Regions from separate parts of the Homo sapiens genome. Here all the other regions are linked to region 3. The links are chromatin contacts, found by Hi-C or POLR2A ChIA-PET in ENCODE. All regions are on one chromosome and are shown on one strand. The core of a region is the stretch at or near the end of the contact, and the rest is flanking DNA. Distances in the headings are between cores, read along the strand shown. Region 1 holds the start of NADK2 (NAD kinase 2, mitochondrial). Region 2 holds the start of TTC23L-AS1 (TTC23L antisense RNA 1). Region 3 holds the start of C5orf22 (chromosome 5 open reading frame 22). Region 4 holds the start of LMBRD2 (LMBR1 domain containing 2).

Region 1 (2,888 bases), core at 206-2,705, 4.7 Mb before region 3:
CCCTGGCCTCAAACCTAAGCGTCATCTGTGATTTCTCCCTTTTTTTTTTCCTTCCTAATGCTAATGAAGTTTAAAATAGTAAGACTACAAAGGAGTCTGAGGATAGTTATAGATGTTACCTCTAGAAGCTCAGGTTATTAAGGTTGTTACACTACACGTCACTATTAGCAGCTGCTGTGAGGGAAAGTTCTTGGTGAGAACGGGTCAGTGGTAGAACTTTACCAAGTAAACACCTATCGGGCTTCATTGTGTATGCTCCCAGTCCAATACACTACCTGGCACACAGCAGGCACACCGCGGGAACCCACGAATGAACGCTGGTGCTGGTGGGCCCGTGAGGAGAGTCATAGATTCACTGAATCGATTTGGACTTGGTAGAACCTTGGGGTCACCCTAACCCCCTTTTTACAGATGAGGAATCTGAGGCCCAGAAAGATGAGGTAACCTGCCCAAAGTCCAGAAGCGACGTAGCGCCAGGACTACAAAGGAGCAAACACAGTGCCAGGGGAAGGGGATCTAAGGAGCTGCGGAATTGAACAGCAGGATGTGCACTGCCATGTGGTTCTCCCCTTACAATGGGACGTTTCCTTCTGTTCTCGTCACACCCCAGCCCAGGTCCTGATCACTCCACGGGTCATTATCCCAACAGCATCCCTTCCTCCTCTTCTTGCCTCCCAAGCTACCCAAGATTCCAAAGCCAGATCAATAGTCATCAAACATTGCTTTAACTCACTCCTTTCCAGTTAAAAGCTTTCAAAGAACTAATTCATTTGGACTTTGTCCTATAGGTAGGGCTCTTCGGGGGGGCAGGGGGCAGCGGGGCGGGCACTGGGTCCCACGCCGAGAGGATTTCGTGCCAAGCCACGCACACGGTGCAGCAGGAGCCGGGTCCGCCTCCTCAGCCCCCAGCCCGGCCCCAGACACACCAGCTATCACACCGACCCTGGTCAAATAAACCAATGGGCACGTGGTCGGCCTGCAGAACAGAACCCAAGCGAGCATATGCCAGGAACCTGCCTTCCCGCCAGCCGCTCAAAACCCCACCCGCTGGCCCCGCGCCGCCTCAGACCGGATCCAGCTGGATTCCTCAGGGCGACGCAATCGCCTAACAGAATTCTACCTCTTTCTCAGGCCGCAGCCAATGGCGCGGCCCCTCGGATCCGGAGCCGCCGCGGGCTCTGATTGGCCGATAGAGTTAGCCTGGGGGCGGGAGAAGAGCGACCTCGGGGAAGCGTGTGGTGCGGGGAGGTCGCCCCCGGGCGGCGAAGCAGCCATTATGCAGGCGTGAGTGAAACGAATAAACAAACAAACAAAACCCACTAGCTGGGGCCTCCATTTCTTCCCCGCCCACCTTTCTCCCGCGTGGGGTCTCCCGTTTCCCAATCGCCACGCTTTCCCCGCCTTCGTCAACGCCTGGGTACGTCCCCCTAGCCGCGTGGGCCACGCACGTCCTGGCACTTAACCTCTGCCCGTCCGGCGCGAAGTTAGAGGCCCGGGCGGCGCGGACGGCGCGCACTCCCGGCGGTAGGGAGCTGAGGCAAGGGGCCCGAGCCCAAGCCCGCGGCCGCGGCCCGGCCCACGATGACTTGCTACCGAGGCTTCTTGCTGGGCAGCTGTTGTCGCGTGGCGGGCGGCCGGGCGGCGGCGCTGCGGGGACCGGGTGCGGGAGGCCCCGCCGCGCGGCCCCGGCTGGGCGGTGACGGTGGCGGCCGGCGGCACCTGGGGCAGGGGCAGCCGCGCGAGCTGGCGGGCTGTGGCAGCCGCGCGGACGGCGGCTTCCGCCCCTCCCGGGTGGTGGTGGTGGCCAAAACCACCCGGTACGAGTTCGAGCAGCAGCGGTACCGTTACGCGGAGCTCTCGGAGGAGGACCTGAAGCAGCTGGTGGGTCCTGGCTCGGCCCCGCTTCGCTCCCGGGCTCGGCCGGGGCTCTGGTGGCGGCTGCGCCCCCTCGGGGGGACCTCTCGGGACGACTCTTCCCAGGGCACCGCAGATGCCGGTCCTGCCTCTCTCGCGGCCCCCAGGTCCTCTGGCTTCTCCCTGGGCCTCCTTTGCCTTTGGGCGTGTGTGCGAGGGAGAGGCAGGGCCGGGGAGAGGGGGAGAGAGAGGGACAGTGGTTCATGCAGGGACTTAGGAGGCAGGGGCGCCGCGGGGAGGGCGAAGAGGGGCTGCCGAGTGGCCTCAGAGTGAGGGGTTTGAGGATTCGTTGGTGCCCTCGCCGCCCCCGCCCTCGTTCCCTGGTTGGGACCCACTCCAAGAAAGTGAGCCAGTGGCCTGAGGTCTGGACGCCCTGCGAACAGCTCCCCTGGCCGCCGCGAGAAAGGGGGCCCAGGGCGCCGCTGAGGGCTGCCGGGGGAAAAGGGCCGAAACAACCGCGGACACACCCCCTTTTACTCTGCAGGACTGCGAGGCCTAGGGCACTCCGGAAAGTCCTTCAGCGTGAGCCTTTTCCTTGCTGGAACGTGGTCGTTGGACACTACGAGCTTGTTTTAAAAGCACAGGTCTTTGGTGCTAAGAAGGAAAAGGGAGAAAATTTGACTTGTATATGTACGTTATTAAGGAGAAATGTCAGGACAAGGGGCTGGTATACTGGGTAGTGTGTGAAATAAAAAAGCCTGCGACTCTTGTGCAGCAGTATCTCCACAATATACCATATTTGATATGTTTATTAATATATCTGCAAAGATACAAATCCAAGGGAAAAACCAGAGTTTGAATCTTCCTGTTGTCATCCCCCCCCACCAACTTTAAAAACAGTTTCTGATCCCATACCACCATCCACCAACTTTAGGAAAAGGAGAGTGCCCGGTGCTACCATGAGCAGTATGTCCAGAAAAATATATTGGAAATCTCTTAATTGTTGGCACTGTGCACCAAAAGGTTTTGGAATT
Region 2 (2,796 bases), core at 231-2,730, 3.3 Mb before region 3:
TTGCCTTAAGCAGGAGGTCCCAGTGTTTCAGCCCAGTAAGTACCTGTGATGTCAAAATGCTGTGATACTTACATATGGAAGCAGAAATCCCAGTCGATGTCATTGCTAACAGTTGGGATACGGATGGGGCTGGCTTGCATCTTCTTCCTACCAAGAATCAGGTAAGGTCAGCTTTGAGAGAAAAGGCTGGGTGTCTGTTCTATTTTCCCCCTCTGGTTTGCTATTAACATTAAACTAAAACTGCTCAAATATATAACCCATCCTAAATCCACAGACTACGCATACTTAGATATGGAGACCGCTGGAAAACAGACATTTGCCAAATTAAATGTCTAAGTTAAATTTCTTTCCCCTAATTTCAACTCCACCCTACTTCTCCAAAATCCCTGGCCTTTATGTCTCAAAGCAAGCACATTTACAGTTCCTGGGTCATCAAAACTATGGTCACCTACTTAACTCAGATATTGTTTTTGCAGGTCTGACGGCGTGTTGGATTTAAGCAAAGCAACCAACTCTCAGTGGTAAACGAAGCACAGCCAGTGTATTGGTTAATTCTGCTTTCCCCCCCCCCCCCGGGGTCATTTCACTAATTAATAGCAGATTCTAGTACAGGGGTCACGAGGCGGGTACAGAGGCTCACGCCTGTAATCCCAGCACTGTGGGAAGCCGAGGCGGGTGGATCACCCGAGTTCAGGAGTTCGAGACCAGCCTGGCCAACAGGGTGAAACCCCGTCTCTACTAAAAATACAAAATATAGTCGGCTGTGGTGGTGCACGCCTGTAGTTCCAGCTACTCGGGAGGCTGAGGCAGGAGAATCGCTTGAACCCGGGAGGCGGAGATCGCGCCACTGCACTCCAGCCTGGGCGACAGAGCGAGACTCCGTCTCAAAATAAAATAAAACAATAAAATGAAATTCATGTGTCTGTTTTAGTTGTTGCTGTTAGATGATAGGAGAAACCTCGGAAGCACAAAACGAAAAATGTGATTTCTAAATACAGTATTTGTGAAATTCAACTCTCAAGGAAGGCTATGCCAGTCGCTTAAATCAAACCCAAATCGAACGCAGTTACTTATTGAATGTTAACATCCACCAAGTCGCCTCTCCTTTCACCCTCCAGAATCACTAATTCCCACCGAGCCCTGAGTGGCTTTCTGACCCAGGCTCCAGAGCATCCATTATCCGAAAATCAGAAAGGGAGAGTCACTAATTTCTCTTTTTAACCTCCACTTTAAACACTATGCCCACAGCAAAGAGTTCTGATCTCTCAAACTCCCGGACTCTGTTCCTATGACGTTCCGCACGGCCCTGAGCCCCTCAAGGACGAATCGCTCCTCTTTTCCCGCTGTGGTTCTGCGGCAAGTCTGTAAGCCCTGACGCCGCAGGTCGAGCTCTGAGAGCCTCTCTGCCGCGGAGGCTCTAAGAGAACGCGCGAGTGCGCAAAGGGCACCTGGCTCAAGGCGGAGAAACCACGCCCCGGAACCAGCCTCCCAGCTCCCTGAGCCCGACGGCGCGGCTTCCTCCCGCTGCGTCGGCCTCCTGACCCTGGCGCACCTCGGTCCGGGCGCCAAAGCGGTGCCTCGCGAAAGCTGCACAGCCTGCGACGTCCCCAGTTACCTTCCGCAGCCCAGGTCCGGCCAAGGAGACAATACCGTTGCCATGGGAACGGAACGCTACGGGTTCTGCTGGGAGCGCCTGTAGCCATGGCGACGCGGGGCACTTCCGGTTCGGAGAGTCCCTGTTGTCTGGCGCCTACAGCAGCCCTTGCCTTACCCTCCGCTTTCCCTTCCCCGCAGGTTAGACGCGCCCGGCCTCCGGCTCGCCCCAAAACTGGCCTCTGCATATTGTATCTCACGAGACCTTACCCCTCGGAGGTGAAGGCGTAGGAAGAGAAGATACATTCCGTCCAAGGATGGAAGGGAGCGCCGGGCCCCACGGCCCTACTTATTTAAAGCTGCGACGTGTGCGGGCTGTATTCGGCGACGATCCTGGCCACGGTGCACCCCCACAGCTCCTCGGGAGTTTTGTTTTTATGGACCCCAGAGGAAAGGCTTAGATATGGCTGTTGACTGTGCTGGCACCGTCTGTGTTACCCAGTAAGATTGGAGCTAGGCATGGTTAGGAAAGCTGATTGCAGGAAGAGAGTAGGGTAAGAAATCGACTACTAGATCTGCTAATGGTTAGCTGTTCATTATTTATTTAGCACTTAGCCCTAAATAATGCAGCCATATCTTACCCTTTCGTTGGCATGGAATACAGTGTGTGTAATACACACAAGGTGCAGAGGCAATTGTGGCCATACCCAAAGAAACAGCGCCAGCTCTTGCAACGCTATGTTGAAGGATGTTATTATGAACCCTATCATAGACTAGGCCTATGGCAAGTCAAGTTGGAGTGAATGTGTCCCAGTTGTTTTCAGAAAAGAGCAGACTAGGTAGAGAGACAAGGAGAACATTGAGAATGTGAAAGATGGTGTTTACGTTTGGTGTTTGTTATTTCCAGCTCTAGGCTGGAAGTTTAATTGCCATTGATCCAAGACTGCCAAGAAAGCCTTTTTGGAGTTAGGTTGGAGGAGTTATTTAAATGAGTTTGCTTGAATATCTCTTAAGTAAAACCTGTATGGTCTGTTAACTCAAGATTTAAATCTGTACTTTCGAGCTCCATAGTCACAATTTTGGAAAGATTCCCCCACTTTATTCTTTTTCCTAAGAAAACTCTCAGCATGGAACAATGATGACAGCAATGAACCTGATTTCAGAATGTCAAGGTTCTGGTTTTGACTCTGTAGCCTGGGCCGA
Region 3 (2,706 bases), core at 16-2,515:
CATTCTCTCAAGGTCATAGACACTATATCCAGGTCCTGAGAAACCTATCTTCCTCTCCTATTAGCTGTCACCAACAGTAAATCCCTCTTCTTTTTTAACGTCCAGAGAACTGCCTCCCATCCCAAGCCTACTGATGCTACTTTAAAACATATTTATTAGATCCATGGGCCTCCTTTGTTGACTTGGAAAAGTCTAGATTAAGACACCAATTTGGCTACTGTAAATCAGCACGGCCATAAACATGGAAACCCCTTTTAGTGTTTATCTATGCAGGGCACCGTGTTAAATTTTTTTTTTTTTTTACGCAATATGGGCCGTGCGCAGTAGCTCACGCCTGCAATCCCAGCACTTTGGGAGGCCGGCGGGGGCCGATCACGTGAGGTCAGACTTTCAGACCATCCTGGCTAACGTGGCGAAGCCCCGTCTCTACTAAAAATACAAAAATTAGCTGGGTACGGTGATGCGTGCCTGTGATCCCAGCTACTCAGGAGGCTGAGACAGAAGAATCGCTCGAACCCAGGAGGCGGAGGTTGCAGTGAGCCGAGATCGCGCCACTGCACTCCAGTCTGGGTAACAGAGAGAGACTCCGTCTCAAAAAAGAAAAAAAAAAGATTTTTAAACACAGTATGCACACAATAATACTCCTAAGAGCCCTGTGAGTCCTACGATTACTGTCCCCATTTCAGATCAGAGCCCACGTTCCAAGCATAAAGCCTCCCATCTAAACAGCAGGGCTGTGGTGGCGATTCCAGGAGATACTTGGAAGCCAGAGTTAACTGCAGGTTAAGAACACAGGGCTCTGCAGCCAGACTGTCCGGTTTCGAATCCCGATGCCACCTTTTGTTTGGTTCTGGGATTTGGGGGCAAACCGAGGTAAATAAGTTGCCCCGACTCGTAGGAAGCGCCCATAAATGTCAGTTCTCATTCTTCCTAGTTAGCTGTTTTGGGGTCCTCTCCACAGCAACGGAATAGGGCAGTTTAACTCTGGTTAACTCTCTGGCCTCCGATGCTAAGGTTGCGCCCTCTGCTTGGCCCTCTGAGCGTCAGGGCTTCCGCTGATTCTGCCCCAGAGCCCTGTTGCCGTCCGCTCACCTCCTGATGATCCTCCACCACCCACACTGGGAGCTTGGGGTAACGCCGGAGACCAGCGCGCCCTCCCGCGGAGTCACTCATGTTTTTGCGCCCGTCAGTTTTGCAGTAAAGCGGTGGCAGCTGGAGAAGACCCGGGAAAGCCGGCGCCTCATCCCGGCCAGCTCTCTCCGGGCGGAAGCGCTCCCTCACCCGGTTGCGTTTTCGGATTGGAGGACGTAGGGGGAGGGGGCGCGGGCTCCAAAGGGTCTTTTGCTGACGATTGGTCTAGACGTCCATCGCTTTCGTTGACGCGCCAATCACCGCGCACAAGGCCCTGCGGTGGGCTGAAGAGTTTTCCCTCCCTTGGCCCAGCTTTCTCAGGTTTGCTTTTTAATTCCCTCGGTTTCCTGTTCCGGAGGCGCGGGCGGTGCCACTGTCTTGGTACCTGCGGTAGTAGCCTGGCTTTGCTCTGACGGCGATCTCGCGGCCCGAGAGCCTTTTATAGGTAAAAGGGGTACCTTGCAAGTGTTAGAAGAGAGTTTCCGAGTGTCAGGATTTAAACGGGGCTGGAGTCTCCGGGGCTGGGGTGAAAAGCGTCCGGGAATTGGGGTCGGGCAGCCCCACTTCAGATCTGCAGCTAAGGGCAAAAGAGCGACGCTAGGCCTGGATCCCGCAAATAAGTGGAAGTGAAAAAGGAGACCTTTCATTCATTTGTGGAGCACACACTATGGTCCAGGCCTGGGGCCGCCCGGCTCTCGGAGGGGAGTGAGATCCTGAGCTCAGCGCCTGCCTCGTGGGGCGTACCGTCTGGCGGGAGATGCAAACAGTAAATGTGCAGTTATGGATCAGGATGAAGGTGACTGCCCTGCAGATCCACCTGGGGAAAGAGGGAGTTCTCAATAAAAATGTAGTCACACTTTAAAATTCTTTTTACATGCACTGACGTTCTGGCCGTGTTAACTATTCAAGACAGCTCCTTCAGTGTCTCTGTTTCCAAACCGCAACCGAGAAGAGACAGACGGAGAAAAGAGAGTTACTTTTCCAGGTGCAGTGAATTCCTTGACTTTTGAATTAAAGTCTGCATCCACAACACAGCCGGACTATGCCTTCAATAGGTCAATTTCATGATTAGTATTTTTAGATTTTCTAACTACTGAAACATCCATGAGGATCTGGCAGTGAATGTTCAGCTCTTGTTACACACTGTACAAGAGTGTTCGTGACCCTGACTTTTGCCCACCTCTAGGTGCGGCACACACCTTTGTGTTCCCCTAAGCCCTGCACATACCTCTTTTTTGTGTGTTTATTGCATTATTTTGTATTTTTAAAACACTTACTTGTACGTGGGTTCTGAGTTCCTTGAATCCTACAGGCTGTGTGTCTTATTATCTCTGAGTCTACAGGGCCTGGGACAGTGCTTCCCATTTATGGGCTCATTAAATATTGCATGACTCAGTGAAAAGGCCTGCTTTCTGTTGCGGAGGTACATGGAAGGGAAATGTACAGTAGCAACATGGAAACATACTATTGGTGAGAGAGTAAACATTTATTGACCACCTACTGTGTGTAGGTTGCTTTTCCCGGGGATGTGAAGGATACAGAAATGACTGTGAATCAACCCATATCATCAAGGAG
Region 4 (2,700 bases), core at 51-2,550, 4.6 Mb before region 3:
CTTGCCCTATTTTGTTGAAAAATAGCTTCAGAATTAGGCAATCTTAAAAGGAACCCATGCTAAAGATCTCTGAACAAAGGTTTCCCAACAACATAGCTAAATCCACCCTTTGCATAACTGACATTTTTACCCTCATGTCCTTACCTGGAAAGTTCTCTCGATTTAGCTTAGGCCTGCGGACAATCACAAAGTCTTTGTCACTCCCTTTGCTCTTCAGCCGTTTCCGTGGGGGGCTCTCCGGGTGGCCCAGGTTTGAGAGCAGTTCCTGGGGGATGTTCTCACTGTCGGGCTCCTCTTTCTCCAGGGCGGAGACCCCCATGCCTGACAGCAGTTCAGAAGTCTTGCTGGAATCCCATCCCCACGTGAAGCTGGTGGCAACGTTGCTACTCAGGTCTGGAATCTCCTGGAGGTGCTTCCTGCAGAAGTGCACAATACCCCCGGTTCCTTTCGAAAACACACCCATAAATAATTTCAAGGCAATTAAAGAAGCTGCAGTTTATGCATTGTAGGAAACCTTCACAGCAGCTAACAGAATCGCATTTTTTATGTGCCTGCGGCGAGTTACCAAGAAAACGAAGAAATGAAAAGAACAAATCGAGAAGGCTTTTTGACTTACGATCCTGCAGAAGGCCTCAAGAATTTCTCCCAGTGGAGGGAACAGACAAGGAGAGAGACAGGGCAATCATACACTGATTGAAAACGGTGGCAGAAAAGCCCAATTAGGGAAGCCAAATAAAACCACACGCTGATCCCCGCACTAAGGCATCCATCCATTCACACTTTCCCCAAGAAGGGGCTAAGCAACCATTCACTTAACAGCATTACTAACAATATTAGCCAGTAGCGATATTCGCGGCCTAAAAGAATTATTAAGAGGGTCCATTTCATGCTCTTCCCCTTTTTGCAATCCGTTTACCTGTGCATAGCGTCCGCAGGCCCGGGAGTTTAAAATACGTGCATTAACTGCAGAGCTGCTCGCCTCCCAGATTCCCGCTTTGGCGCGCGGCGGCTCCGAGCGTGCTGCTCGGGCCCCCAGCAGCCAGACCCGCTAAGCCTAGCAACGTTCCATCCCCACTGCGCGCGCAAGGCTCTACAGCCCGCTCTGCTTCGCGGCCGCACTGAGGCCCAAGGCCTGCTGGGAATTGTAGTTTCCGTCCCGCTTCGTAGTCCGACGGGCTCGCCCTTACTTCCTTCCCTTGCAGCTTTACCCGCCTTCGAGATACCCACAACCCCCCGCGGGAGCGGGACTGGTCGGCCCACGGGGTAGGCGGGGAGGCGGAAGCGGGCGGCGCTACGGCTGACTGGGAAATGTCAGCCGCTGGACTGTAGACGGATTTTCCTTTCTCGGGAGCCCGCAGGCCTTCTGGTGATCGCCAGCGCTGTCGTCTCTGAGCGTGGATCCCAGAACCTGGACAGCTGTGGCGGCCGCCGTTTCCCGGTCCCGTCCAGACGCTGTCTGGCGAGATCGGACGGTGAGCCTAAGGCGGAACGCGTGAGGCGCTTTTGAGTCTGGGGTCCGGGGCCGAGAGCAGGCGGAAAGAGAGGGGACCCGGCAGACCCCGAGTGGCCGCCGCTGCGGGGCCCAAGTCCTTGGCTGCTGAGTGGTGACAGTAGCCCAGCCCGCCGGCCAGGTGAGAGGCTGCGAACTGCTGGCGTCGCACCTGTTCGTCCTTTTGCCAGGAAGCTTCTTCCTCCGTCGGGGAGAAGGCGGCCCTAAGAATTGGGTCTGTGGACGGGATCCTTCCTTTATCTGTAAAATAACGCACAACAGCTAAACACGCCGTTGGAACGAGAGACAATGGTTTAATTTTAGGGGAGCCGGAGACCCCAGCGGGTCCTGTGTGGTGGGAAGGCTGCGCATGCCCTTGCAGCCTTGACAGGTCTCATAAATAGCAACATGGGAATAAATGAAAGGACTGTATTTTGCAACGAGCTTTACCCGTGCACGCAGGGGGCCTCCAGCAAAGCCATTTGGTTGCTTGCTGTCGCTCAGCTGGCTACGTGTGTTTGCGTCGCCGCCTAAAAGCGAGCTGCTTTCAGCCTATCTCTGCTGAGAAGAGTTTGGGGGCAGTAAGAGTAGGGAGCGTGACATATTCCAGGTACAATGACCATGCGAAATCCATTGGGCAAACTATACTACAACTGTGACCCCGGGAAAACAGTGGAAGAGGGAAGGGGGATGAATTCTAAGCCTCATAAAAATGAAGATTTATAAAGTTCATAAGGAAGCATAACAGCTTCATCGCATATTAGAATATTCAGTGATGCTGTATGACACACCCTCTGGTTTCCTTGAAAAAATGATTCGCTCTGTAGTGAAATTAAACCTCCCTTGTGCAGGTATATGCTTGTTTCAAGCTTGGTCCTTAGCTTGAAAAGTAACTGCCTCTTGAGGAAGGAATTCATGAACCTTTAGCTCGTTCTTGAAAGATGAGATTGGTGTAAAGAAGGGATCTGTTCACAACTTGGTTTTGATTGGAACTAGGTGCAGAATCCTAGGCTAAGCCGTTCATCAAACTAATGTTATATGGAAAGCATTTTAAAATGCAATATCCTGATGTTTTACAGAAAGTGACCTTTATGTTACTTTGGCTAAGGAGAAAGCATTTGCCTTTGTTTGAAGCTACGTCCTTTCCCTGAAGATTGCAACTCATAGGAGAAAATATTTTTGACACAAAAAATTATAGTTTCCTTCAGGAA

Evidence for each region. Hi-C counts contacts between places; a loop is a spot of excess contacts on that map. ChIA-PET counts read pairs that join two places held with the same protein, here RNA polymerase II (POLR2A). Pooled maps may share reads with other maps.
Region 1: a loop to region 3 is called in a map of naive thymus-derived CD4-positive, alpha-beta T cell, with 6 times the contacts of the local background. The contact joins the promoter of NADK2 here to the promoter of C5orf22 in region 3. A Hi-C loop is called at or near these places in 1 of 168 maps with a recorded cell type or tissue (naive thymus-derived CD4-positive, alpha-beta T cell), 1 of 37 single-sample maps with no recorded cell type and 10 of 50 pooled maps.
Region 2: a map of CD4-positive, alpha-beta memory T cell shows a loop between it and region 3 (13-fold over the local background). The contact joins the promoter of TTC23L-AS1 here to the promoter of C5orf22 in region 3. A Hi-C loop is called at or near these places in 2 of 168 maps with a recorded cell type or tissue (CD4-positive, alpha-beta memory T cell and naive thymus-derived CD4-positive, alpha-beta T cell) and 7 of 50 pooled maps.
Region 4: a map of CD8-positive, alpha-beta T cell shows a loop between it and region 3 (8-fold over the local background). The contact joins the promoter of LMBRD2 here to the promoter of C5orf22 in region 3. A Hi-C loop is called at or near these places in 2 of 168 maps with a recorded cell type or tissue (CD8-positive, alpha-beta T cell and naive thymus-derived CD4-positive, alpha-beta T cell), 2 of 37 single-sample maps with no recorded cell type and 11 of 50 pooled maps. POLR2A ChIA-PET finds 5 or more read pairs at or near these places in 2 of 52 experiments (PC-9 and activated CD4-positive, alpha-beta T cell).

The regions. Positions count from the first base shown.
Region 1 is chr5:36,240,492-36,243,379 of GRCh38, reverse strand. NADK2 (NAD kinase 2, mitochondrial) reads left to right here and starts at 1,455. Exons shown (of 12, transcript NM_001085411.3): 1 at 1,455-1,881. The coding sequence starts at 1,582. LOC124900962 (a long non-coding RNA gene) reads right to left here and starts at 1,478. Exons shown (of 3, transcript XR_007058733.1): 1 at 1,352-1,478. RefSeq lists enhancers at 931-1,130, 2,481-2,550 and a silencer at 1,371-2,390.
Region 2 is chr5:34,838,016-34,840,811 of GRCh38, reverse strand. TTC23L-AS1 (TTC23L antisense RNA 1) reads left to right here and starts at 1,480. Exons shown (of 2, transcript NR_183259.1): 1 at 1,480-1,629; 2 at 1,795-2,796. TTC23L (tetratricopeptide repeat domain 23 like) reads right to left here and starts at 1,648. Exons shown (of 11, transcript NM_144725.4): 1 at 1,553-1,648; 2 at 73-147. The coding sequence starts at 140. RefSeq lists an enhancer at 1,249-1,358.
Region 3 is chr5:31,530,860-31,533,565 of GRCh38, reverse strand. It overlaps C5orf22 (chromosome 5 open reading frame 22), which reads right to left and starts at 1,265. Exons shown (of 9, transcript NM_018356.3): 1 at 1,093-1,265. The coding sequence starts at 1,173. DROSHA (drosha ribonuclease III) reads left to right here and starts at 1,473. Exons shown (of 36, transcript NM_001382508.1): 1 at 1,473-1,576; 2 at 2,041-2,116; 3 at 2,642-2,706. RefSeq lists enhancers at 1,044-1,093, 1,144-1,193, 1,224-1,393.
Region 4 is chr5:36,150,487-36,153,186 of GRCh38, reverse strand. LMBRD2 (LMBR1 domain containing 2) reads left to right here and starts at 1,300. Exons shown (of 18, transcript NM_001007527.2): 1 at 1,300-1,631. SKP2 (S-phase kinase associated protein 2) reads right to left here and starts at 1,076. Exons shown (of 10, transcript NM_005983.4): 1 at 917-1,076; 2 at 145-416. The coding sequence starts at 924. RefSeq lists enhancers at 770-959, 1,033-2,016 and silencers at 1,230-1,369, 1,970-2,029.